Regions from separate parts of the Homo sapiens genome. Here all the other regions are linked to region 1. The links are chromatin contacts, found by Hi-C or POLR2A ChIA-PET in ENCODE. All regions are on one chromosome and are shown on one strand. The core of a region is the stretch at or near the end of the contact, and the rest is flanking DNA. Distances in the headings are between cores, read along the strand shown.

Region 1 (5,791 bases), core at 1-2,500:
CTGCCCAAGATTAAATACTACCCCTTCAGAAGATCCTGGAAAAGTCTACCAGTGAAATGAACTGGAATTTTTTGGTTACTGTTCATATGTTTGTTGTGTTTTTCGATGCTCTTTAATGTGTCAGTTGACATTCTCCAAAGATCTAGCTGATGTAAGTGCGTCAAATAAGGCTGAATTACCAGGCAAGGTTTTCTCTGCGCCTCAAAGAAACTGTTAATTGACATGCCTCAGAGAGCGCTTCATGTCAGCCTACCACTCACAGTATAAGCTCGATGTATCTTAACAGGGAAGAGAAACACATCAAAGTGTGACTTACCCACTGTTGGGGACAACTTGATTCGAAAGAGCTTCTTAACTTCTTGCATTGAGAAGCATCCTCTAAGTTCTCATCTAAACACTTCCAGTACTCATCCCGGGCCCCCCAGCAGACCTGTCTTTCCTTCATAGATGGGGCTGCCATTCCTACTGCGATGAAGCTGTTGGCCAAAATAATATTTGAGATTAACAATGAACTTTGTAATCTGAAGAGAAGATAAGGAAAGAGGAAAACCGTCAATCTCCTCTTCCTTTAAAACTAAAAAAAAAAAAAAAAACAAAAACAAAACAAAACCATGCTTAGGGATTTTGATGAGGCAACTGAACCCAATCAGTTCTCAGTGGCAGCATAAGGCCACCCGCTCTTGAGGCTTATCTCACACTGTGTGATTTGATCCCTGCTGGGGCGGCAGCGTGGGCTCAGAAAGCCCGGCTGAGAACTGTGGTTCTGTCCCAGTCGCTTAGGGCAGCTCATTTATTCTCTCCGAGCCCGTTTCCCACCAGTAAAGCGGGGACAGCAGTGCCTAGTTTACAGGGTTACTGTTCGAACCTAAGCGCTGTAGAAACAGGTGTGTGGGGGCCACAATCACCAAGCAGGCGATTGGAGTGCCACCCCGTTTTGCACAAGAGGAACCCGCGGCTCGGGGACAGTAAGGGACCTCCCGGGCCCATAGTCCACGCGCGCCCCACCCGGACCCATCAGCAAGCCGACCTCTCTGCCCGCCCACGTCCGGCTTCCTTTCGATGTCGACGGGAGGAAACTGTCACGCAGGCCACCAACCGGCGGTGGAGGGCGCGGTGCCGAGTCCTGCCACTGCAGGGTCGCCCCGCTGGCTCAAGCTCTAGAAGCGTAGACCTCCCCAGCCGCAAAAAGCAACTCACGCGGCGAAACCGCGGACTCTTTTGACCCTTCCGAGCTACCATTTACTTTCCATAGAGGGGCGGGACTTCCTGTTTCGCTTTTATCTGTAAGACCGACTTCCGGCCTTCAAGGGCAAGAGGGGTATATACGTATATATCATCGCACGGTGTGTCCCGGAAGGCTTGATATGCTAGTCCCGCGGGACAAGGCGAGCCGAGGAGTTTGTGTGGAAGTTTGCATCTGAGAGTGCGAGAGCTGGACGGAGTGTTACAGAGCCGCGATGCCTTCTCGTTTTGTTTTGTTTTGTTTTTGATACAGTGTCTCGCTCTTCCGCCCAGTCTCGAGTGCAGTGGTGAGAACACGGCTTACTGCAGCCTCAAAATCCTGGACCCAAAAGATCCTCCCACCTCAGCCTGCCTCCCAGGTAGCTGGGACTACAGGCGCACAACACCATCGCTTCTTGGATTAAAAGAAAAGGATGAAACGGGCCCCAGAAAGAGGCGGTGACGTCCCAGAACCCATGGCAGGGGAGTTGGGAAAATAAATATTTGTATTGTTTTAATCTCCCTTGTGGCTTTTTTTAACCCCCGAAACAGCAAGGTATTTTTAAAAGGGATGAAGAGAGTTGCTTCAAATGTTTTGAGACGTTGTTATTTTTAATATGTGAGTGAATATCTTAGAAACAAAATGAACAAGAAATAAAAATTTTAGAAAATATATGAGTTAATCTCTCAGCAGAGTCTTTATTAAAAAGCATGTTTATGGTCAGTCATCTGGCACCCCGTTCTCTTAATAGATCCCATCTGCTCCATCATCTAGTTCTAAAACATTTATATAAGATGCAATTTACAATTTTGCACTCAGTGCAGTTTGATCCATTCCAAATTCAATATATGCAGACTTTTCCGGGTGGCGATGTGAGGCTACGTACCACCAAATATGTGTTCTGCAATATAGAAAGTATTTCCCCCATAGTTAATGCACTCTCATAGTGGAGTTACTTTAGCTTTACCAGAGCCACCCCCTTCTTTTACATCATGTCTATTGACGTCAGTTTACATATAGATATCTTTTAAATATGACTGATGGGATATAAAAGGAATGAAAGGAAAGAGTCTTAGATGACTTCTGAGTCTAAAAAGGAAATGTGTTTTAAATTTAAAATTTATAAGTACCTAATGAAAAATACATATGAAACAAAGTGAAGTGACAGAATTACAAAGAAAAAAAATGCCTGGTCATATTGGGTAATTTTAACAGGACTTTCTCACTAATCGTTAAGACTAGCAAGAGAAAAGTTAAGGATATAGGAAACGTGAATAACATGATGTAAAAATGACGCAATTAATATGTACAGAACAACACGACCAAAATCAGAATGTACAGTTTTTTGAAAGCAGACACATCACCACAGTCAACCACATACTTAGTTATAAAGCAACTCAAGAAATTTTGAAAATTGAAATAATTGTCATTTTTTACTACAGTGCATTTAAGATAGAAATCAATAAAGAACTGTAAAAACAAGCCTGAATAACACAGAGACAGAGTCAATGGTATTGAGAAAATATTTTGAACTGAACCATAAAATAACAATAGCAACACCTGTGGGATGAAACTGAAGCAGCACTTACAGGGACATTTATAGCCATAAGTAAGTGTATTAGAAGAGTCTGAAAAGTCTTGAGCTGAAAATCCCTTTTCAAGAAGTTAGAAAAAGGACAGCAAAATAAGACAGAAAATAGAAGGACAGAAATAATGTTAAGAGCAGAAATTAACGAAATGGAAAATAAAAGCAGTGGTGTACCAGAGCCAGCCTGTACTGGCATAGGAGAGCCAATTGTGCACACCTCTTGGCAACTCCATGATCAATAACATCAAATAAGTAGCTTGAAGTCACCCACGATGGGACTGTTTACACTATGGAACTCAACAAACAAGCCAGGATTTTGTTTTATGTTTGGAGCCAATTCAAATAAGTAGCTTGAAGTCAACCATGATGGGACTGTTTACACTATGGAAATCAACAAGCCAGGATTTTATGTTTGGAGCTAACTCACTAGCACACCACAGCATAGAATAGGTTGAAAGAAGCCAAAAGTTGATTTTTTTTGGAAAAGAAAAATTAAAATTGGCAAACATCTAATAGCTATAAAAGGAGGGATGTCAACAATCTTTATCAAGAATGGAAACTAGAAATACTATAGACATCAAAAAAGTTAGATAATCTTGTAAACAATTTAGTGCAAATAAGATTTAGATGACTGTACAAACTTCAAGAAAAACAACTCAAAAGTAGAGAAACTATTACATAATTTGAATGAGTAGTGAAGAATCTTCATACACACAAATCCCAGGTACGTGGCTCCACCAGTAAGTTCCTACAAACTTTGAAATCATTCCATTCTTACTGAATAAGGCTACCATAACTTTTGTACTAATTATAAAATCCCCAAACCTCTGAAACACCACACACTTTGGAACTCATTTGGTGAAAAATACGACTTAAAGTAACATGAGGCTCTTTATAGTTGTTATTATCACTTAGGTGACTGCATATGCTTTTCGGTAGAAATATTAATGTATTTCATTATGGGTACTGTCCCAGTTCTTGTTGAGAATATTATACAATATATGTTGTATGTTTCATACTACCCTTCTAATATTTAAAATAGTCTATATTTCAAACATCTGGCTCCAGGGATTTCAGGTGAGTTATGTGGACCTATATAAGAAAAAATCTTTATGACTTAGGTTAAGAGGAATTTTTAGCCATAAAGGAAAGTCTCAGTAATTATCAAATGATGTGGCCGGGTGCGGTGGCTCACGCCTGTAGTCCCAGCACTTTGGGAGGCTGAGGCAGACGGATCATGAGGTAAGGAGTTCGAGACCAGCCTGGCCAACATGGTGAAACCCCGTCTCTAATAAAGATACAAAAAATTAGCCGGATATGGTGGTGTGTGCCTGTAATCCCAGCTACTCAGGAGGCTGATGCAGGAGAATTGCTTGAACTCAGGAGGCGGAGGTTGCAGTGAGCTGAGATCATGCCATTGCACTCCAGCCTGGGTAACAGGGAGAGACTTCGTCAAAAAAAAAAAAAAAAAAAAAAAAAAAAAGATGTGTTACATACATAAAAATATTGGGCTACATAAAAGTAATGGACTTTTGTTTACCAAACAATACCATGAAGCAAGTGAAAAAGGATTAGTATCCAGAATATACAAATAACACAAATCAATAAGAAATAGACTTGCCCATTTTGAAAATGGGCAAAAAGCTTAAATAGGCACAGCACCAAATGCAAATGACTAATACATGAAAGGACCAACATTCCCATTAGTAACTATAGAAAGGAACATGAAAATAACAATGCAGTACTATTAGACACCCAGCAGATCAAAAAATAATTTAAAAGTCTGACAGAAACAAGTTTTAAGGAAGAAGCAAGGAATATCCTCATACACTGTGGTAGCATAAGTTGATACAATCAGGGAAAACAGTGTGGCATTATCTAGTAAGATTGAATTATCTAGTAAGATTGAAGATACACATTCACTGTGACTCAGCAACTCTACAGAATTTCCTGTACATATGCATTTTTTTAATAGCTGAAACCATTATGCAACTCAAACTTGTATCAACAATAGAATGGATAAATTATGGTATAGTCATACTGTGAAATATAATACAGCAACAAAGAGAAACAAACGATTATTTACAATAACATGGTGAATTGCCATACTGAGACAACCAATGAATACAGAATATTTCCACTTACATAAAGTTCAAAAACGGGCAGAACTCTACTATATTGTTTAAAATAACAGTCATAAGTAGTAAAACTATACAGAAAAGCTAAGAAATGATTATCACAAATGTTCCTCTCTAGGGTAAGAAAGGAGATATGATCAGGGAGGGGCACATGGTGGGGCTCCTGGGATGCGGAGAATGTTTTATTTATGGACCTGAGTGTTCGCTTTATAATTATTCTTTAAATAAACTGTACATATATGTTTTATTCACTTTTCCATAGGAATGTATATCTCACAATTTCTAAACAAATAAAATGAGTAATTGACCTGAGGAAGGTCATCTTTAATAAATTTGATTTACAGAAAGGTAAAAATAGTGGTCACACAGAATATTTGTAGTGTTATTACTAAATTTTTAATGAATTTAGTATCTTAAGTGCTCTTCGAGGTCAAAAGTTAGTGGTCTCTAGTGCTAAATGCCACCGTGCACCTAAGCAATTCCTAGTGGTCTGTGGTAAGCTTAAGGGATAGACAAGGAAGATATTACCAGAGAGATGTAGTGAGTTGCAATAACATTCCCCACCTTACCCCTGAAGAAGTCTAGTTCGCCAGTTGGGAAATGCTGGTTTTACTAACAGAGCAAAAACAAACTAGAAGAGAGGAATTTTGTGGTGTCAATAAGAAAAAGAAAATTAACACAGGATAACAATTGCAAAGACCATTTCACCTTACAAAATCTTAAAGATTAAAATGGAACAATGTGGGTGCCATAAAATGATTTCAAGTGTGCTGTTTTGACACAAAGAGGGTGTAATCACCCAGCCTATGTTTGGAGGAGAGAGGAGGCGAGGAGGAGTCAGTG
Region 2 (5,954 bases), core at 1,511-4,010, 640 kb before region 1:
GAGAATCGCTTGAGCCCAGGAGGCAGAGGTTGCAGTGAGCCAAGACAGCACCACTGTACTCCAGCCTTACAACAGAGACTCCATCTCAAAACACAAACAAAAAAAACAAGAATTGATTGTTTTCCTGATTTTATGAGTTGTCTGGACAGTTCTGCCGGTTTTGCTTGGGCTCACTAATGTGACTGCATTTAGTTGAATGCTCAGCTGGGCCGGAAGATCTGAGATGGCCTCTCTCATGTGACTGGCAGCTGGTTGGGGGACATCACTTCTCCATCTGCCCACCCCTCTTCCAGTGGCCTAGATCAGCTTCCTTAGATGGTTGTCTCTGGGCCACATTCCAAGAGGGCAAAAGTGGAAGCGGCAAGGGCTAGCCTTGGAAGTCACACACTGTAACTTTTGTTAAATTCTACTGGTTGAGGCAAGTCCCAGGCTAGCCCAGATTCAAGGGGTAGGGACATAGACCACAACTCTTGATGGGAGTAGCAGCTAAGTCATTGCCAAGGGATGTGCTTAACAAAGTAGGAGGAATTTGTGCCCATATTTTACAATTTCTTGTAGCAAGAAACCAACATTTATTGGATATTTACTGTGTTGCAGGTACTGTATAGGTACAACACATATATGAGTCCATTTAATCCTTATGGCAATCCTGGCAGGAAGGCCACTGAAGCAAGAGAGGTCCGGGGACAATATGGCCTTCCAAAGGACCCAGAACCAGTGAGGGGAAGGCTGACATTCAACTCCAGATTGGTTTTTGTTTTCATTTTTCTCTTCCTCTTGAATGCTGAGACTGGTCCTGCATCTGTGATGTATGGAAGAGGGATTCAGTTGGCTTTGCTAAGCAGTGTTTTCCTCTCCCCCGCCCTTCTTCCCTTCTTTTCAGATTTAATGAATTTCTGGCCTTCTTTGAAGGTTTTCTGGGTCACATGCTTTCTAGTTGCTATTGTGGAATAGTAAATGAGGCCTAGTTTTGCTTGTGGCAGATCCTGCTCTCTGGACACAGAGTTCCTGGTGGAGCAGTCTAATCTGGGTTGCTGGGTTGGTCGATGGTCCCCCAGACTGACCCTTCTGTCCCTGGGGTTGTCAGGGATTTTCTTGGCTGCAGATTCCTGCCCCAGTGGAGGCAGCTCTGAGCAGGCAAGCAGGAGCTAGCAGGCCTGTGCATTCTCTGAATGGCCAGAAGGGTCCTTTTGAAGGTTTTTCTTTATTTTCCTGAGTGTGGCCACCAGTGGAGTGTCCTGGAGAGCCCCAGGGGTGCAGTTCAGCAGCAGGACAGTCAGTCCCCCATCGGCATGGAGATGGAGTGTTCTGTGTGTGGATTGACCCTCTGGCGTCGTTGTTCCTGTTCAAACATTGCCTGTTTCTCTAAGGGGAAACATGAGCATTGGCGTTTCCTTTCTGGGTTGGAGGTGGAGAATTTCATCCCCACCCTACTCTGCGGATTCATTCCGTTTTAGTTGTCTGGCTTTGCCCGGGGCAGAGGCTGCTGACTGGTGAAAGCACCCTCTGAAAGCAAGTTTTTTGTTTTCTACTGTCCTCTGACCTTGGGACGGGCTATGATAGTCCTCAAAACCCTCACAAGCATGGTTTCCATGAGAGCCTTGCAACATTCCCTTGAGCCGGGCAGGGCAGGCAGCCATGTGGACATTTTAGAGATGAGGAAAGTGGGGCTGTGGCCAGACTCTTTGCGGCCAGACTCTTTCTGGCCAGGTTGTTCCACCTGGCTCTCCGGCTCGAGTCTGTCCAGCTTTCAGTCCTGCTGGTCTGTCTGCATAGGGGCTGCTTCTAGAAGACCAGGCGAGAGGATGTGGGTATGAGGGAGGAGCTGAGGCGCACAGGAAGAGCAGATGGCCTGTCTCTCTCCAGTATCTGCTAGTCACTACCTGGAAACCAGCAATGATGATGTAACCACAAGCATTATTCAGTGATGGCCGCCTTCCTTGTGTGGGTGGGACCGCAACACCGCCTGGGCTGGGGAATCCCATTGGTGACAACACAGCATCCTTTTGAGCTGACGCGGCAACAGATGCCCCAGACCAGCTCTGCGTCTGACAGCATCTCTGTGAAGCGTGTGCAGGGGACAGCAGACATCAGAGCTCTCCTGTAAATCACCTCCGCAAAGGCTCTTTGTGGTCGATTCACTGATGACTCATTTATAATCTGGTTTCAACATTGTGAGTCAAAATGCACCACTTTCATTAAAAATAACATTCACTGGGGTCTAACGGCTTTCTTTTTTCTGTTTTTTACTGTACTGTGTGGTTTCTGGATGGGAAGCTGTCAGATGGCAGGCGAGGTGTTCCGAGGGACTTGAGCATAATCGTGCAACGACTCAGGTGTGGATTGAACAAATAGTCCCGAATACCTGCTGTGGGTCCTGCAGACTTCTGGGCCATGGAAGTGTGTGGGTAGTCGGCGTGGGTGTGTGTGGGGGTGTGTGCAAGTATCAGGATCACCTGGGATGCTTGTTAAAAATACAGATTCCTGGGCTTCACCCCATATCTCTGAGGGTGGGGCCTTGTCAAATTCCTCAGGAGCTTTTTAGGTACAATAGAGTCAAGAGCCTTGACTCTGGGTGAGAGAGAATGGGAACTCCCTTCAAGCAGACCCTCCCTACAAACGGAGCAACCAGAGGAGAGGCAGGTCGACTGCAAGGCTGAGAGGGGTGGATGGGGGAGGTGAGAGAGGAAAAGGCAGGGGCGGGGGAACACCCGAGGTGGAGCGGGCCAACAGAGTCCCCATGGGAGAGTTGACTAAAAGCCCCGGCTTGATGCAAGGAACCCACAGTCTTTCTGGTTTGGGGACCAAATCTTGGGCATCCCCTACTTCCTTGGTTAAAAAAATTAAACATACAGAAACGGTTTAGTGGGCATTCTGCAGGGTAAAAAGCCCCTGCTGCATGGCCATGTTTTTATATTTTATGTTCTTTAGCAATGTTAGAAACTTCACTGGGAAAAGCACTTTAAAAAGATATAGTTGAGGGGAATGGGACGTGGGGAGTTATTGTTGAATGGGTGCAGAGTTTCAATTTTACAAGATGAAAGTGCCTGGAGATGGTTAGCGGCGATGGCTGTATAGCAGTGGGAATGCATGTCACACCACTGAACAACGTGCTTAAAAATGGTTACGATGGAGGCCAGGCACGGTGGCTGACACGTGTAATCCCAGCACTTTGGGTGGCGGAGGCGGGCTGATCACTTGAGGTCAGGAGTTTTGAGACCAGTCTGGCTAACATGGTGAAACCCTGTCTCTACTAAAAATACAAAAATTAGCCAGGCATGGTGGCGGGCACCTGTAATCCCAGCTACTCGGGAGGCTGAGGCAGGAGAATCACTTGAAACCCAGAGACGGAGTTTGCAGTGAGCTGAGATCGCACCACTGAACTCCAGCCTGGGTGACAGAGTGAGACGCTGTCTCAAAAAAAAAAGGTTAAGATGGTAAATTTTCTGTTATGTGTATTTTACTTACTACAATTTTTAAAAAATTGGAAAAAGAAAGATATGGTTGAGTCTGACTTGGATGAAAGTCTACAGGCCTCCTGCTGATGGTCTCAGCGGCTCCTGGGAAACTACCGTTTGTTTCAGCCATCTGTAACTTGATTTGTTGTTCAGAAGTTTGCCAAGACTTCTCCATGCAAAGCCAGGTGTAAGTTTAACCTGAGCCACGTGGGTCCCCCCACCTTTCCGCCTCCGATGGATCTTCTCTCCAAGGGCTCCGGTGCTCAGGCCCTCATAGCATGGGAAATCAGAAGGGATGTTTGGGTGGGAGGCTTGGCATGGAGGGTGGACATTTTGCTACAGATGGCCTTGCCCTCACGGAAGGCCATTGTTATTCCGCGTCTGCCCCCTGGCCGGGTCCAGCCACCTGAGCCTTCCTGAGCTCCCAGCTCTCAGTTGCAGCCAGCGCCCAACGCCTTCCTGCGGCACCTCCACAGACCTCGCCTCTTTGCCCTGACTCCTCTCATTCTCTGTTTTCCAGACTATCCCCAAGCCCTGCCTGTGGCTGCCTCCTCCCTCCATAGCATCCCTGCTCTGCCATGGCTCCCCTATTTGGGACAAGACCTTTGTGTGGGCCTCAAGATGTAGGCAGGTCTCTGCTCAGTGGCCCAGCTTTTGGTCGACACCTGCAAATGTGTCTAAAACTCATCTCAACCTCTTCCCCAACACCAGTCTTCCCTTTGATCCCACCCTCCATCTGCTCTTCTCTCAGCATTCCTGAGAGTTTCTGCAAGTTGCCCCAGCCAGAAACCAGGGTGCCAGGCATCACTCTTCCTGCCCGGTTCCCAGCTCCCACCAGCAGTGCCTCCTTGGCAGCTCTAGAATCCCCACTGCCTCTGGTCTAGTTCATGCCTCCATCACTTCTTCTCTGGACCACTGCAGTAGTCTCCTAAGTGACTGTAGCCATCTGAATAGTGGCCCCAAAGATATCAAGTGCCAATCGCCGGAAAACAGTGAATGTTACGCTACGTGGGAAAGTTTTTGCCAATATGATTAAGTTAAGGAATTCAAAAAAAATTATAAAATTGTGATAAATATATAACATAGACTTGACCAGTTTATTCATCTAAGTGCAGAGTTCAGTGGCATTAAGTATATTCCTATGTTGTGTGACCATCACCACCGTCCATCTCTAGAGCTCTTTTTGTCTTGCAGAACTGAAACTTTGTACCCATTAATAACTTCTATTTCTCTCTCTCCTCAGCCCCTGGCAACGACTCTTCCACTTTCTCTCTCTATGCATTTGAGTACTCTAGATACCTCATATTAGGTGGAATGAGGCCCGGCACAGTGGCTCACTCCTGTAATCTCAGTACTTTGGGAGGCTGCGGCGGGAGGATCATTTGAGCCCACGAGTTCGAGACCAGCCTGGGCAGCTAGTCAGACTTTGTCTCTACCAAAGATTTAAAAATTAGCCAGGTGATATGGTTTGGCTGTGTCCCCACCCAAATTTCACCTCGAATTGTAACTCCCACAATTCCTAAGTGTCATGTGAGGAACCCGGTGGGAAGTAATTGAATCATGGAGGCAGGTCTTTTCCATGCTGTTCTTGGGATAGTGAGTAAGTCTCACGACATCTGATGGTTTTAAACATGGGAGTTTCCCTGAACAGATTCTCTCTTTGCCTGCCACCATCCACGTAAGATGTGACTTGCTCCTCTTTGCCTTCTGCTATGATTGTGAAGCCTCTCCAGCCTTGTGGAACTGTGAGTCCATTAAACCTCTTTCTTTTGTAAATTGCCCAGTCTCAGGTATGTCTTTATTGGCAGTGTGAAAACGGACTAATATACCAGGTGTGGTGGTGCACACCTGTGGTCCCAGCTACTGGGGAGGCTGACGTGGGAGAATCACTTGAGCCCAGGAGTCAGAGGCTGCAATGAGCTAGGATCACACCATTGTGCTCCAGCCTGGGTGACAGAACAAGACCCTGTCTCAAAAATAAAATGAAATACAAAGGTAGACTCATATAGTCTTTGCCCTTTTGTGACTGGCTTATTTCTGTAGTGTATGAGAGAATTTCCTTCCTTTTGAAGGCTGAATCATATGCCATTGTGTGTATATAGCACATTTGTTTATTCATCCTTTGATGGACATTGCATTACTTTCACTTTGTAGCTATTGTGAATAGTGCTGCTGTGAACATGGGTGTACACATATCTCCTTAGATTCTGCTTTCAGTTCTTTGGGGCCTATACCCAGGAGAGGAATTGCTGGACCATATGGTAATTCTATGTTTAATTTTTTTGGGAAACTGTCATACTGTTTTACATAGTGACTGTACCTTCTTACATTCCCACCAACAGTGTACAAGGGTTTAAATGAAGATTTTGAGATGAGAAAATTATCCTGGATTATTCAGGTGGGTCCTAAATACCATCACAAGTGTCCTTACAAGGAAGAGGCAGCAGGAGATGGGACACACAGTAAAGGTGATAATGAAGATGGAGGTGGAGATTG
Region 3 (5,735 bases), core at 154-2,653, 610 kb before region 1:
TTGTATTGATTTGCCTTTCCTAGATCATTTTACTTTTGAATGGTACTGTTTATGGTTAAATAGAGGCAAAAATAATGACTTCATATGAGGATATCATTACTACATGAGGAACTAAGGCTGGCATGAAGGCAGACATATGTTATTCAGAGAGCCATGGTGCCAGGTGCCTAGCACAGAACAGTTTGATAACCATTTGAGGGTAATAATATTTTGTTGATTGATTGATTTATGGACTCACCGGTGACTACTTTCAGGAACTGGTTGAATGGCATCTAGAAGCCTGCATGGCTCTGGTCATAAAGGATGACAGGATGACATTTGCCTATAACTGCAAGGCCACTTGCAGGCAGAATGCACGTCCCATGTCTTGTTGATGTCTGTGCAAGATCCACCTGATCTAATCTACCTGACCTCCCTGGCTCAAGGGATCTTCTTGCTTCGGCCCCACAAGTAAATGGGACTAAAGGCATGTACCACCAAGCCTGGGTAATTTTTGTATTTTTAGTAGAGACGGGGTTTCACCATGTTGCCCAGGCTGGTCTCGAACTCCTGGACTCAAGCGATCTGCCTGCCTCGGCCTCCGTAAGTGCTGGGATTACAGGCGTGAGCCATGGCGCCTGGCCTCCCTTGGTCTCGAATGGGTCTCCCCATTTCTTTCCTTTCTGGGATAGGAAGATGACAGCTTCACTTCAGCCAATGTCACCAAGAATTTCTCTCCCTTCCGAGATTGGAAGGTGACAGCTTCATTTCAGCCAATGCAACCAAGAGAGGCTTCGGGAAAGTCAGAAGATGGCTAACGCTGCCTGTGACCTAGTGCAAGGGGGAACTGGAAGCCCCCAGGGACGATGGTGGAGAAACTGAGAACATGGGGTGGCAACTCTGCCCTGCCAGCCTCCGTGGTGGACTCTTGCCACGACGAACAGCCAGGGTGGGAGAGGCCCACTGCAGGGAGCTACTCCTTCCAGGCCTGGTGCGCAGTGGTTTCCTGCCTTGCTAAATGGCCGTTGCTCGGTGGTGATGATTCATGGCATTTGGAAAGTGTGGCTGTGTTCTGAACAGGGAAGTGAAAAATAACACAGCCAAGGTCAGTGCAGGACAGGATAGGGGCTGTTACAAAATGTGCAGTTTTACTCTGAAAAATGCAGGGGGTGGGGAGCCACAGTAAACTCGGTCCTGGTGGTTCACACCGCGTGCGTGGCGCCCTGCTTGCTCTCCTTTACAGCATCAACTTTTCCGAGTGTCAGTCACTAATTTGTCCCTTGGAAGCGGCTGCTGGTCTTGGCTGAGCGGCTGTGGGTAGGAGGAAGTGGATGCGTGATTCAGTGAGTGTCTGCTTCCTCTCTGACTCAGGATTGGATCTGTTTCTGAGGGTGGTGCCAGGGGGCACAGTGTGGCTTTAGCTAGATTCTTTGAACTTGGAGTCAAACCTGAGGCTCTGACCCCTTGTAGCCGCTGGCCCTCCCTTGACCCCTTTGGATGAGTGAGGGGGCTCAGCTGGACCCTATGACCTTGCTTCACATTGGGTAAGCCTTCTGACCTGAGGCCTTCCTGTGGTTTCAGCTGAGAGAGGCTAGTGACATAGAGAGCCGAGGCAAATCCTGGATCTGTGCCTGCCTCAAGAGCTCCCTCCTTTGTGGGAGTTGCATTTGGGGGAGCAGCATAGTTCTCAGGGGCTCCACCTAGGCAGGCGCTAGACTGATGGAGGAGGCAGTTGAAGGAGGAGGTAGTTTTCTTGTGGTCCCTTTGTCTATTTAGCCAATGATACGATAGGAGAGGGTCAGGTGGGGAGCTGAGACATTCCGAAGTGAAAAGTCAGGATTGGCTTTTTCTTCTAGAGCATGGAGTTTTCCAAGGATCTGTCACTAGTGTGCCGTCTGAACAGACATCGCTGCTGACACCTAAAACCTCTTCTAAGAAACACTCCAATTATTCAGATAATTGCTTGTGCCTAAGACTGTATAACCTAAGAGTCGGGTGCAGGCTTGATAAAGAATTGGAAGCCCTCTGCAAAACTGCTACAGGTGTTCTGTGTTCCGACGCCCTCCATCACCTTGGACAGGGGTTCTTCTTCCGGCCCAGTCTCTCCCATTTCCTCTTTTCTCCCTCCATCTCCTCCCATTTGCTTGGCCAGAGCAGAGGCTCGGCTGGTCTAGTTCAGGTAGGATGGCCAGCATCCAGTCACTGCCATATTCAACAAGGACTTGAGAGCTTCTAGAGAGAGAAATGCAAGTCAAACCAGCCTGGGCTTTTAAAAGGGGGCTTTGTGTGACCCTGGACACCTGCAACTGGGAGCCAACACTGCCACGTGCTCTCTCTTTTCTCACGCCTCAACTTCCTCTGAATACTGATCTAAATCTCTTTGCTAAGCTTCCTCTCTATGGCAGGTAATGTGCACGATGGCAGCTTTTGCTTATTGTACCTCATGACTTCACTGCCAGAAAGGGACAGAGAGGGGCCTTCACGGCCTTCACTGGGGCCAGGTGACCATCATTGGCTCAAACACTGCGGCTTGGGAAGAGCTGAACTGATGCCTGCTCACATCTGGACTCTGATTTGTGCTAGGGAGGGGGTACTTTCCAGAAGAAGGGGCCCCTGTCCTGGAAGACATACAATGGAGCCCACCACCGTGGTGCTGAGAGCTATTCCCAAGTCCTAGGGCGCAGTGGGCCCTCCTCCTTCGCCTCTGCTTCCCCTGCCTGGCAGTGAGGGGCATGGCCTGGGGGAGGGGTGACATCTGTCCACAGAGCCCATTGTTTTTTGGCTTGAAAATCCATAGGAAAATGGGGGTTTTTCTCAGCTCCCTTTTTTTGGAGTGGGGGCAGCAGCCGTGTGATTTTCTGAGTGGAATGCCTTGGAGGATCTAAGCGGTGAGTGAAGGAAGAACAAAAGAACCATTCTCAGAAGCATGGCAAAAATGAAACCAAATAAAAACCCCATAAAAATCCCTACCGGGGCAGAGGAAATACCAAGCCAGTGCTTTTGGAGTGCAGATTCTGTAATAAAGGAAAGATTCATGGATACGCTGTGCAACTTGCTTATGTTTGGACTGGAGGGAGAATGTGCAGGAACATGATATAAAAGAGTCATCCAAGAAAGGGAGGCATCGCTGTGTGCATTTGTGTTGTGTGTTGTTGCAATTCAGGAGTGGACTAAGGACTGGGGTTCATGGGGAGCCTGAAAGAGACACTGGACTGGTTCAAAGTTTGTGCACAGCTGCGGAGATCAGATGACTGTCAGCTGGGCCTGCCCCCTGCTGCCTCTGCTTGATTGCAGGAGGAACTCTGACCTTGATTTAGTCACCAAAACACCCATCTGGAAAGCTCTTTGAAGATTGATTAAGTAAACACTCACAGCACAGACAATCATAATTGAGTGACGTAGCTGAATTATCTGCAGTGCGTGGAAGAATGCACTGATGAGAAAGCTCAGGGGCATGTTCCCTCTCTGTTCCTCTAATTTGGCTTCCTTACTTAGGGGTACAGTTTCGGGCACCGGGAGTGTTTTGAGGGGATGGCGTGGAGGATGTGGAGACTTTCACTCTCATTTGGCAGGGTGACACTATCCCAGGCATAGAACACCACCCGTCACCGCACTGCAGCTGGTGTGGCCTGTGGCAGGTAGCGCTGTCCGCACAGCTGACCTGAGATGCTGCCTGTAGGGGGTTTCAGTTCTGCTTTGTGACTGTGGGCTGCTGTGAGCCCACTTTGGGAAAGGGCTCACAGATGGGGAAGGCCTGGATTTCATCTGGGAGTGCCTCACCTCTCTGCACGGTGGTTCTGCTCTAGGAAAGAGCTGGTGGGCCTCTGTGGGCATGAAGCAGTGGCCACGTTAGTTCCCTAATGATCTCTGCAGCTCCGTGGGAGATAGAGATGGGAATAGGCTGTCAGCTCTGGACTCGGCTTCTGGACTTGGTATGCCTGGAGTTTGTTGAGTCCTCTGGATTCGGGGAGCAGTTTTGATGTTCATTCAATTCATTCATGATTGATCCATCCACCTATTCACTCACTCACCAGGGCTATCATTTCATCATTCAATCACGTTGAGATAATGTCTCTCCCACTTTTTCTCTCTCCTGCCTGGCACAGTGCCAAGCTTCTGCCAGGGCTCTGCACATTTGTTTACATCTCTTCCTGCTCTGCTTTTGTTGTGGTTGAATATCTAACCCCCAGGACCTCAGAATGTGACCTTATTTGGTGATAAGGTCTTTATTTATTTATTTACTTAATTTTTGATACAGAGCCTCGCTCTGTTATCCAGGCTGGAGTGCAGTGGCGTGATCTCAGCTTACTGCAACCTCTGCCTCCCGGGTTCAAGCGTTCAAGTGATTCTCCTACCTCAGCCTCCCAAGTAGCTGGGATTACAGGTACATACCACCACGCCGGGCTAATTTTTGTATTTTTAGTAGAGACTGAGTTTCATCATGTTGGTCAGTCTGGTCTCGAACTCCTGACCTCAGGTGATCACTTCAGTGATCCCAAACTGCTGGAATTATAGGTGTGGGCCACTGTGCCTGGCCAAGTGTGAGGGTCTTTAAAGAGGTGATTAAGTACAAATGAGGTCACGAAGATGGGCCCTAATCCAATATGACTGGTGTTCTTCTAAGAAGAGGAGATGAGGACATAGACACACACAGAGGGAAGCCCATCTGAGGACATGGGGTGAAGATGGCCATTTCCAAGCCAAAGAGAGGCCTCAGAAGAAACCAACCCCGCCGGCACCTACACCTCACACTTCCAGCCTCCAGACCGTGAAGAAGTAAAGTTCTGTTGTTTAAGCCAGTCTGTGGTACTTTGTTATGACAGCCCGGGAAAATGAATACAGCCTCTCAACACGTTCACTGAGCATATAGCCATCTGCAAGTTATTCTAGATGATCTACAGATGAAAGTAGAGAAGTACAGGAAAAGAGGAACGGGAACGAGCTCATCTTTTCTTCTTCATTTTCTCCTCCCAAACCCTCCCTACTCAGCCTCTCCTTACCTCTACCCTCAGCAGAAAGCAGAAACTTAGGGGGAAATGAAACAGAGTGCTCTCCAGCAGATGCCGCCCTACGGAAGCTCTGGAATAGAATGGAGACCCTTCAGTATAGAATCAGAAGCATCATTTTCTTTTGGCTGTCCCCCACTCTCCAAGTTTGTTTTTAGCTCACGTGTATACACACTCACGGCCAGAACACACACATGGCCTGACGAAGCAGCCGCATGTGTGCATCTCAGAAAGACTGGGAACAGGGACCCCAGCTGTTGTGGACACGCTGTGACTGTGTGGCTGGCAGTGTGTTTGCCAGTGTTTGCCAGTCCCAGCTTTATGGGGCATGGTGGCTGGAAAAGGCTGCAATAAAATGATTCTCTGGGGCACGAATTATGTCACTTTTTGTCCTTTGTGTGCAAAAATGATGGCAATGTTGTGTTTCCACACAATTGCTACAGGACTGTCCTTTGATTTATGGCCCTGGAGGATGGCTGTGTGCTCTGATCTCTTTATCTGCAGGAATCACCAGCTCATTTCATTCTGAAATCATCTTGGGATCTCTGGAAACACCCCCCAGTCTTCAAACCTGCTGCGCCTATTAACAAGCCAAGCCCATTTAAAACAGGCTCAGTATGGAAGACTCAATATTCCTCGTTCTTCTACAGTATCTACCATTTTGGATCAAAGACATTTTTCACCACTCAACACAATAATAATCCTGTCCCATTGGTCGTTTTGCAATCCTGGCTTAGTTCGCTGATTTTA
Region 4 (6,095 bases), core at 374-2,873, 900 kb before region 1:
ATTATTATTTTTTTTTTTTTTTGAGACGGAGTCTCGCTGTCGCCCAGGCTGGAGTGCAGTGGCGGGATCTCGGCTCACTGCAAGCTCCGCCTCCCGGGTTCACGCCATTCTCCTGCCTCAGCCTCCCGAGTAGCTGGGATTACAGGCGTGCGCCACCATGCCAGGCTAATTTTGTATTTTTAGTAGAGACCGGGTTTCACTATGTTGGTCAGGCTGGTCTTGAACTTCTGACCTCAGGTGATCTACCCTTCTCAGCCTCCCATAGTGCTGGGATTACACTGCACCCAGCCTCTAAAATCTTTTTTAAATTTTAGAGAGAGAGTCTCTCTCTGCCACCCAAACTGAAGTGCAGTGGCACGATCATGTCTTGTTGCACCTTTGGCCTCCTGAGCTCAAGTGATCTTCTCACCTCAGCCCCCTGAATGGTTGGGACCATAGGCGTGTGCCACTGAGCCCAGATAATTTTTTTATTTTTTATAGAGCCATGTCTTCCTTTGTTGCTCAGGGTTTTTCTTGGCAAAAGCATATTGCCAGAACATATCTTTTTTTTTTTTTTTTCGGAGATGGTGTTTTGCTCCATCACCTAGGCTTGATTGCAGTGCACAATCTCGACTCACTGCAATCTCCACCTCCCGGGTTCAAGCGATTCTCCTGCCTCAGCCTCCCGAGTAGCTGGGATTACAGGCACCCGCTACCACTCCCAGCTAATTTTTTGTATTTTTAGTAGAGATGAGGTTTCACCATGTTGGCCAGGCTGGTCTCAAACTCCTGACTTCAGGTGATCCCCCCTGCTTCGGCCTCCCAAAGTGCTGGGATTATAGGCATGAGCCACCGCGCCTGGCCAACATCTCTTTTTTAAGAGAAATAACTTGTAATTTCTTTCTTTCCTTTTTTAAAGAGACAGGGTCTTGCTGTGTCTCCCAGACTGGAGTGCAGTGGTGTGATCATAGCTCAATACAGCCTTGAACTTCTGGGCTCAAGCAATCCTACTGCCTCAGCCTCACAAGTAGCTAGGACTACAGATGTGCACCACCATGACAATTAGTATTCTTGCTTTATTTTTTCTTTTTATTTGATAAGAAGTTTATAACTTTGAAAAATATGAGTAGAAATGTAAGAGTCTGTTGAAGATGTAAACTATTGTTTTTTAAAAAGTGTAAATATATTTTTAATAAGATTGTAGGGCCAGACGCATCTGGTAAGGGCTTAAAAGCTGATTTTTAAAAATTGATAGCCAGAGGTTATATCTTACTAATGTTTGCTAATGCTACTAATTAGCGTTAGTTTGCTAATGCTACTAATGTTATAATAATGATCTGATGACCTCAAATAGCTTTTCAAAAAAAAAATCTTTTTTTTTTTTTTTTTGCTTCGTATGTTCACATTTCATTATTTCTTACTGGTCAAGATTTTTTTTCTTTTTTTGAAAGTCTCTGTCTGTCACCTAGGCTGGAGTGCAATGGTGTGATCACAGCTTGCTGCAGCCTCTACTCCCCAGGCTCAAGTGATCCTTCTGCCTCAGCCCCCTCACTAGCTAGGAGCCACAGGTGTGTGCTACCACGCCTGGCTAAGTTTTTGATATTTTGTAGAGATGAGGTTTTGCCGTGTTGTCCCGGCTGGTCTTGAACTCCTGGGCTCAAGCAGTCCTCCCACCTTGGCCTTCCAGCGTGTTGGGATTACAGGCGTGAGCCACTGTGCCCAGCCCAGGATTTTTGTATATTTTGACAGTTTAGCTTAAAAATGTAAACTGGAATTGGTTTAATATTTGTCTAGATGTGATCTAAGTTCTGAATATCCCAGGGCATTGTGGGTGCTCAATTAATGTTTGTGGAATTGTAACTGTATTTGATATTATTTCTATTTTGATAATAGGCATCTGATGGGTTTAATTAAAGCTATTTTGGTTATGGGTAATAGAACCCATTTCAGGTGATGAAAAGCAGAAAAGAGAATCTATTATAAGGGTACAGAGCATCTCATGGTACCCAAAGAGGGGAACTCCAGTTTGGCTTGAGGAGGCAGTTGGAAAGCTAGCAGGAACTAAGGCTAGCTATTCTCTCAGTCACTCAGAGAACCCACAGTTTCTTATGTGCACTTTTTCCCCCTCTGCATCTGTTTTATTTCTTACTTCCTCTCAGCAGACTGGTTTTCTCTACTTCTCCCTGTGCATGCCAGAAAATGGCTACCATAGGCTGCATCACATCCTTTCTCTACCGGCTAATTGGTTAACCTAGCTTTAACTTCATAGCAGAGTAAAACCGATCGGCCCAGTTTGGATCAGGTGGCTAGCAGTCTAATGAATTACTTGTTGGCAAAGCATATTGCCAGAACATATCTCTTTGTTAAGAGAAATAACTTGTAATTGATACTTGTCATGTTAGTGACTTAGTCTTTGTAAAGCTGTGTGGGCTTCTTTGTCGTAAAAATTTGGTCATCTGTAAGATAGTTTGTCCTTATTTTACTTATTAAAATATGATTTGTTGGGTCCCTCATATGTGCATAGTCATTGAATAGGCAGAGCGGTCTGCGCGCGTGCACACACACACACACACACACACACACACAAAATTAGGCCTAGTGTTGGATTTTCCTACTCTTACCATTGTGCCTGTTTTTAGTATGCATTTGATTTAGCACATGATAATCATAATTCAAAGATAAGTCTGCAGCAGACTTAACATTTATATATAGAGTGTTTTTAAGGCAGAAGGTATTATTTACCCTCTTTTTAGAAGTGGAGAAACTGAGAATCAGGGAGTAAAAATCAGTCAACTAATAGGTTGCAGATCGTAGCCATAGCTGAGTTGAGATATTCTTTACACAAATTATGGCCTTATTCTTCTATATCCTTTTACCTCTATGTGAGTGTATATCAAACTGGACTTCTCCGAAATTCTCTTTGGCCTAGTTTGCAAGTTCTCTGTGTAGAATAAAAAATTACATTTTTAATTGATTATTTTTATCAAGTAATACATGCAAATGACACTAAATTCAAAAGGTATATACTTTATTATTGTTTTATCTTGAGTTTCTTCCATTTCATTTCATACAGAGAGCTAAAAAGATTTAATATAAACATTTTCTGGGTCATTTGTACATCTGGATAGCAGAGAACTATTAGGTTGGTGCAAAAGTAATTGTGGTTTTGCAATTACTTTTATTTTTATTTATTTATTTATTATTTTTGAGTCGGAGTCTCACTGTCACCCAGGCTGGAGTGCAGTGGTGTAATCTCAGCTCACTGCAACCTCCACCTCCCGGGCTCAAGTGATTCTCTCTGCCTCAACCTCCCAAGTAGCCTCCCAAGCCACCACCACGCCCAGCTAATTTTTTTTTTTTGTATTTTAGTAGCTTTTTTGTATTTCACCATGTTGCCCAGAGTGGTCTTGAACTCTTGAGCTCAGGTGATCCACCTGCCTTGGCCTCCCAAAGTGCTGGGATTACAGGTGTGAGCCACTGTGCCTGGCATGCAATTACTTTTAATGGCAAAGACCACAATTAGTTTTGCACCAAACTAGTATAATTTCAGTTTCTGCAATTACTTTTTATGTTTTACAACCAGCGTTCATAGTGAGTAGTATTACTTCGCTTGTTGCAGGTTTGATTATAAAACAACGGAGATGGAGTTCACAGTAAGTGATATGTTCCTACATCATGAGGCAACATTGATCTCTCCAGCAAAGGTTTTGTACTAGTTTACATAGGGAAAAGTGGTGGGAGAATTGATTCGTTACACTGTGCTCAATATTAAAAGCATGCTAGTCCAAAGTAGTCTGTGCCATATTTGTGTTTTGAGTGTGTAGTTGTAGCAGAATATCATCCATCATATTGAATTAATGTTCTTACTTGAATTTCATTGATTTTGTTGGTTTGTGGAATTTAGTTTGCAGATTTGGTTTTATACTTGTACAGTTCCGTAAGAATAAATAATTCTTAGCTACTATATGACTACATTTTATCAGGTACAAGTATACATTTTCTACATTTTAACATCTCTGAAATCAGGATGCATTTAGCAGTCAATTGATGGTATATCGTAGTTTAATTGGCAGCTTTTTTCTTTTTTAGTGGTAGGTGTGGTTTACAATTAGTGACTTAAATTAGATGAAATATGGTAACTTTATGTTTGTATGAATTTCAGTAACATAAAAATAAACCATCATCTCTGTAAAGGAGAGATAATTTACTTTTTTTAAGTTTAAGAACAGCTGTGTAGGCTGAGTGCGGTGGCTCATGCTTGTAGTCCTAGCACTTTGGGAGGCCAAGGCTGGCGGATCATCTGAGGTCAGGAGTTCGAGACCAGCCTGGCCAACATGGTGAAAACTCGTCTCTATAAAAATACACACACATGAAATTAGCTGGGTGGGGTGGTGCACGCCTGTAGTCCCAGCTACTTGGAAGGCTGAGGCAGGAGAATCACTTGAACCTGGGAGGCAGAGGTTGCAGTGAGCCAAGATTGCGCCACTGCACTCTAGCCTGTAAATATAACTGCCAGGAACTTGAGATTTCAGAAAACATTTCTCCAGAGTATCTGGAAAATCACCTGGCTTACCCAAACAAAATTGCCACTTGTGGATATTTGCTACCAATGCCCCTATCATTCTTCTCTGTAGTCCTGTACTCATAAGCTTAGCTGCTTAGCTGCTCATACCTATTCTTGAACTGCTTCTGTCACTAATTTCTACGTGATCTGATTGTTAAGTACAAAATCTTCTTTAAAAAGAATGGTAATAATAAATTAATATAGACATTTATTTATATTGAGTGCTTATTACATGTGATTTTATGTGTAATAGGCCACATTGGTATTGTATGTATTTAATATGTAATTTATATTTAATTATAATATGTAATAAATGTATAATATAAAAGTGAACATATGTTTTATTAGTATGATAAACTACACTTTACAAATGTGAAGCTATGCTCAGATAAGTTAAATAATTTTTCCCAAGGATGATGGATCTAGTAAGTTATGAACCTAAAGTTTGATCTCAGATATTGATTCCATAGCTCATGCTTTTTCACCTGTTTATATAAGACGCTTCTGATTATAAGGTATTTTTGAAATATAAATAATATTCAACTTAAGAGGAATCTCATTTAGCAGGGCTTAACTAATGTCTAATCTTTTTTGTGTTAACAATTATCTCATGAATTTCTTCTATATGTAGGTGCTATTCTAGGACCAGGGCATTCATAGGTGAATAAGACACTATTTCTATCTTAAGTAGCTCAGTCTAGAGGACAGATAGGAATCATTAAAATATGGTATAAAATGGTCACTTTTGCAAAATGTTGGTATATTTGGGAAAAGGAAAGTCAGTATATAGTGTTACATCAATGAGTATTTAGCATAAGTTACCAAAGGGCTTACTACAGTAATATTCTGAATCTAGAATGAATTTTGTGACTTAGTGTTTAATACATGTTGTGTGGGTCCGTTTCTTTTGGTCACTAGACAAGTAATTGATAGGTTTTCAAGTGATTAAAGATTGATGTTTCTTGTTGATGACGTCTTTCAAAATCATATTCTTGAGGATATGAAACACGATTAAAAACTTGGTTGGTGGGGATTATTATTATTATTTATTATTATTATTACTTTTTGAGATGGAGTCTCGCTCTGTTGCCCAGGTTGGAGTGCAGTGGCGTGATCTCGGCTCACTGCAACCTCCACCTCCTGGGTTTAAGTGATTCTCGTGACTCAACCCGTGAGTAGCTGGCATTACAGGTGCCTGCCACCATGGCCAGCTAATTTTTTTTATTTTTATTAGAGACAGGGTTTCACTATGTTGGTCAGGCTGGTCTCAAACTCCTTACCTCAGGTGATCTGCCCACCTTGGCCTCCCAAAGTGTTGGGATTACAGGTGTGAGCCACCGTGCCTGGCTGGATTATTATTATTATTTATTTTATTTTATTTTTTTGAAACAGAGTTTCACTTTTGTTGCCCAGGCTGGAGTGCAGTGGTGCAAACTCGGCTCACTGCAATCTCCGCCTCCCGAGTCCAAGTGATACTCCTGCCTCAGCCTCCCAAGTAGCTGGGATTACAGGTGCCTACCACCATGCCTGGCTAATTTTTGTATTTTTAGTA

Evidence for each region. A loop is a pair of places that touch in the nucleus more often than their neighbours do. ChIA-PET counts read pairs that join two places held with the same protein, here RNA polymerase II (POLR2A). Pooled maps may share reads with other maps.
Region 2: a pooled map shows a loop between it and region 1 (11-fold over the local background). The contact joins the enhancer-like site here to the promoter of COA6 in region 1. A Hi-C loop is called at or near these places in 9 of 50 pooled maps. POLR2A ChIA-PET finds 5 or more read pairs at or near these places in 2 of 52 experiments (HEK293 and activated T-cell).
Region 3: a pooled map shows a loop between it and region 1 (5-fold over the local background). The contact joins the promoter of LINC03108 here to the promoter of COA6 in region 1. A Hi-C loop is called at or near these places in 4 of 50 pooled maps. POLR2A ChIA-PET finds 5 or more read pairs at or near these places in 2 of 52 experiments (AG04450 and Caco-2).
Region 4: a loop to region 1 is called in a pooled map, with 2.9 times the contacts of the local background. The contact joins the enhancer-like site here to the promoter of COA6 in region 1. A Hi-C loop is called at or near these places in 1 of 50 pooled maps. POLR2A ChIA-PET finds 5 or more read pairs at or near these places in 3 of 52 experiments (GM12878, OCI-LY7 and PC-9).

Annotation. Positions count from the first base shown.
Region 1 is chr1:234,368,915-234,374,705 of GRCh38, reverse strand. COA6 (cytochrome c oxidase assembly factor 6) reads right to left here and starts at 1,250. Exons shown (of 3, transcript NM_001206641.3): 1 at 1,028-1,250; 2 at 317-476. The coding sequence starts at 1,239. It overlaps COA6-AS1 (COA6 antisense RNA 1), which reads left to right and starts at 1,113. Exons shown (of 2, transcript NR_125961.1): 1 at 1,113-1,283; 2 at 1,496-1,899. RefSeq lists enhancers at 867-1,416, 1,238-2,062.
Region 2 is chr1:235,008,062-235,014,015 of GRCh38, reverse strand. No RefSeq gene overlaps it. Among named protein-coding and RNA genes, the nearest start is that of LINC03108, 30 kb to the right of the region's middle. RefSeq lists enhancers at 1,243-1,422, 1,633-1,702, 1,369-1,869, 1,820-2,114, 1,713-2,302. Within about 2 kb of position 2,760, at least 26 of the 41 ENCODE cell types and tissues checked have a DNase peak (open chromatin) inside an H3K27ac peak, as active enhancers do.
Region 3 is chr1:234,976,444-234,982,178 of GRCh38, reverse strand. LINC03108 (long intergenic non-protein coding RNA 3108) reads left to right here and starts at 1,403. Exons shown (of 2, transcript NR_186308.1): 1 at 1,403-1,523; 2 at 1,836-5,735. RefSeq lists an enhancer at 2,141-2,644.
Region 4 is chr1:235,271,464-235,277,558 of GRCh38, reverse strand. The region is part of intron 2 of ARID4B (AT-rich interaction domain 4B); the gene reads left to right. Among named protein-coding and RNA genes, the nearest start is that of ARID4B, 54 kb to the left of the region's middle. RefSeq lists an enhancer at 5,514-6,095. Within about 2 kb of position 1,623, at least 7 of the 41 ENCODE cell types and tissues checked have a DNase peak (open chromatin) inside an H3K27ac peak, as active enhancers do; they include GM12878 and OCI-LY7, where a contact is called at or near this core.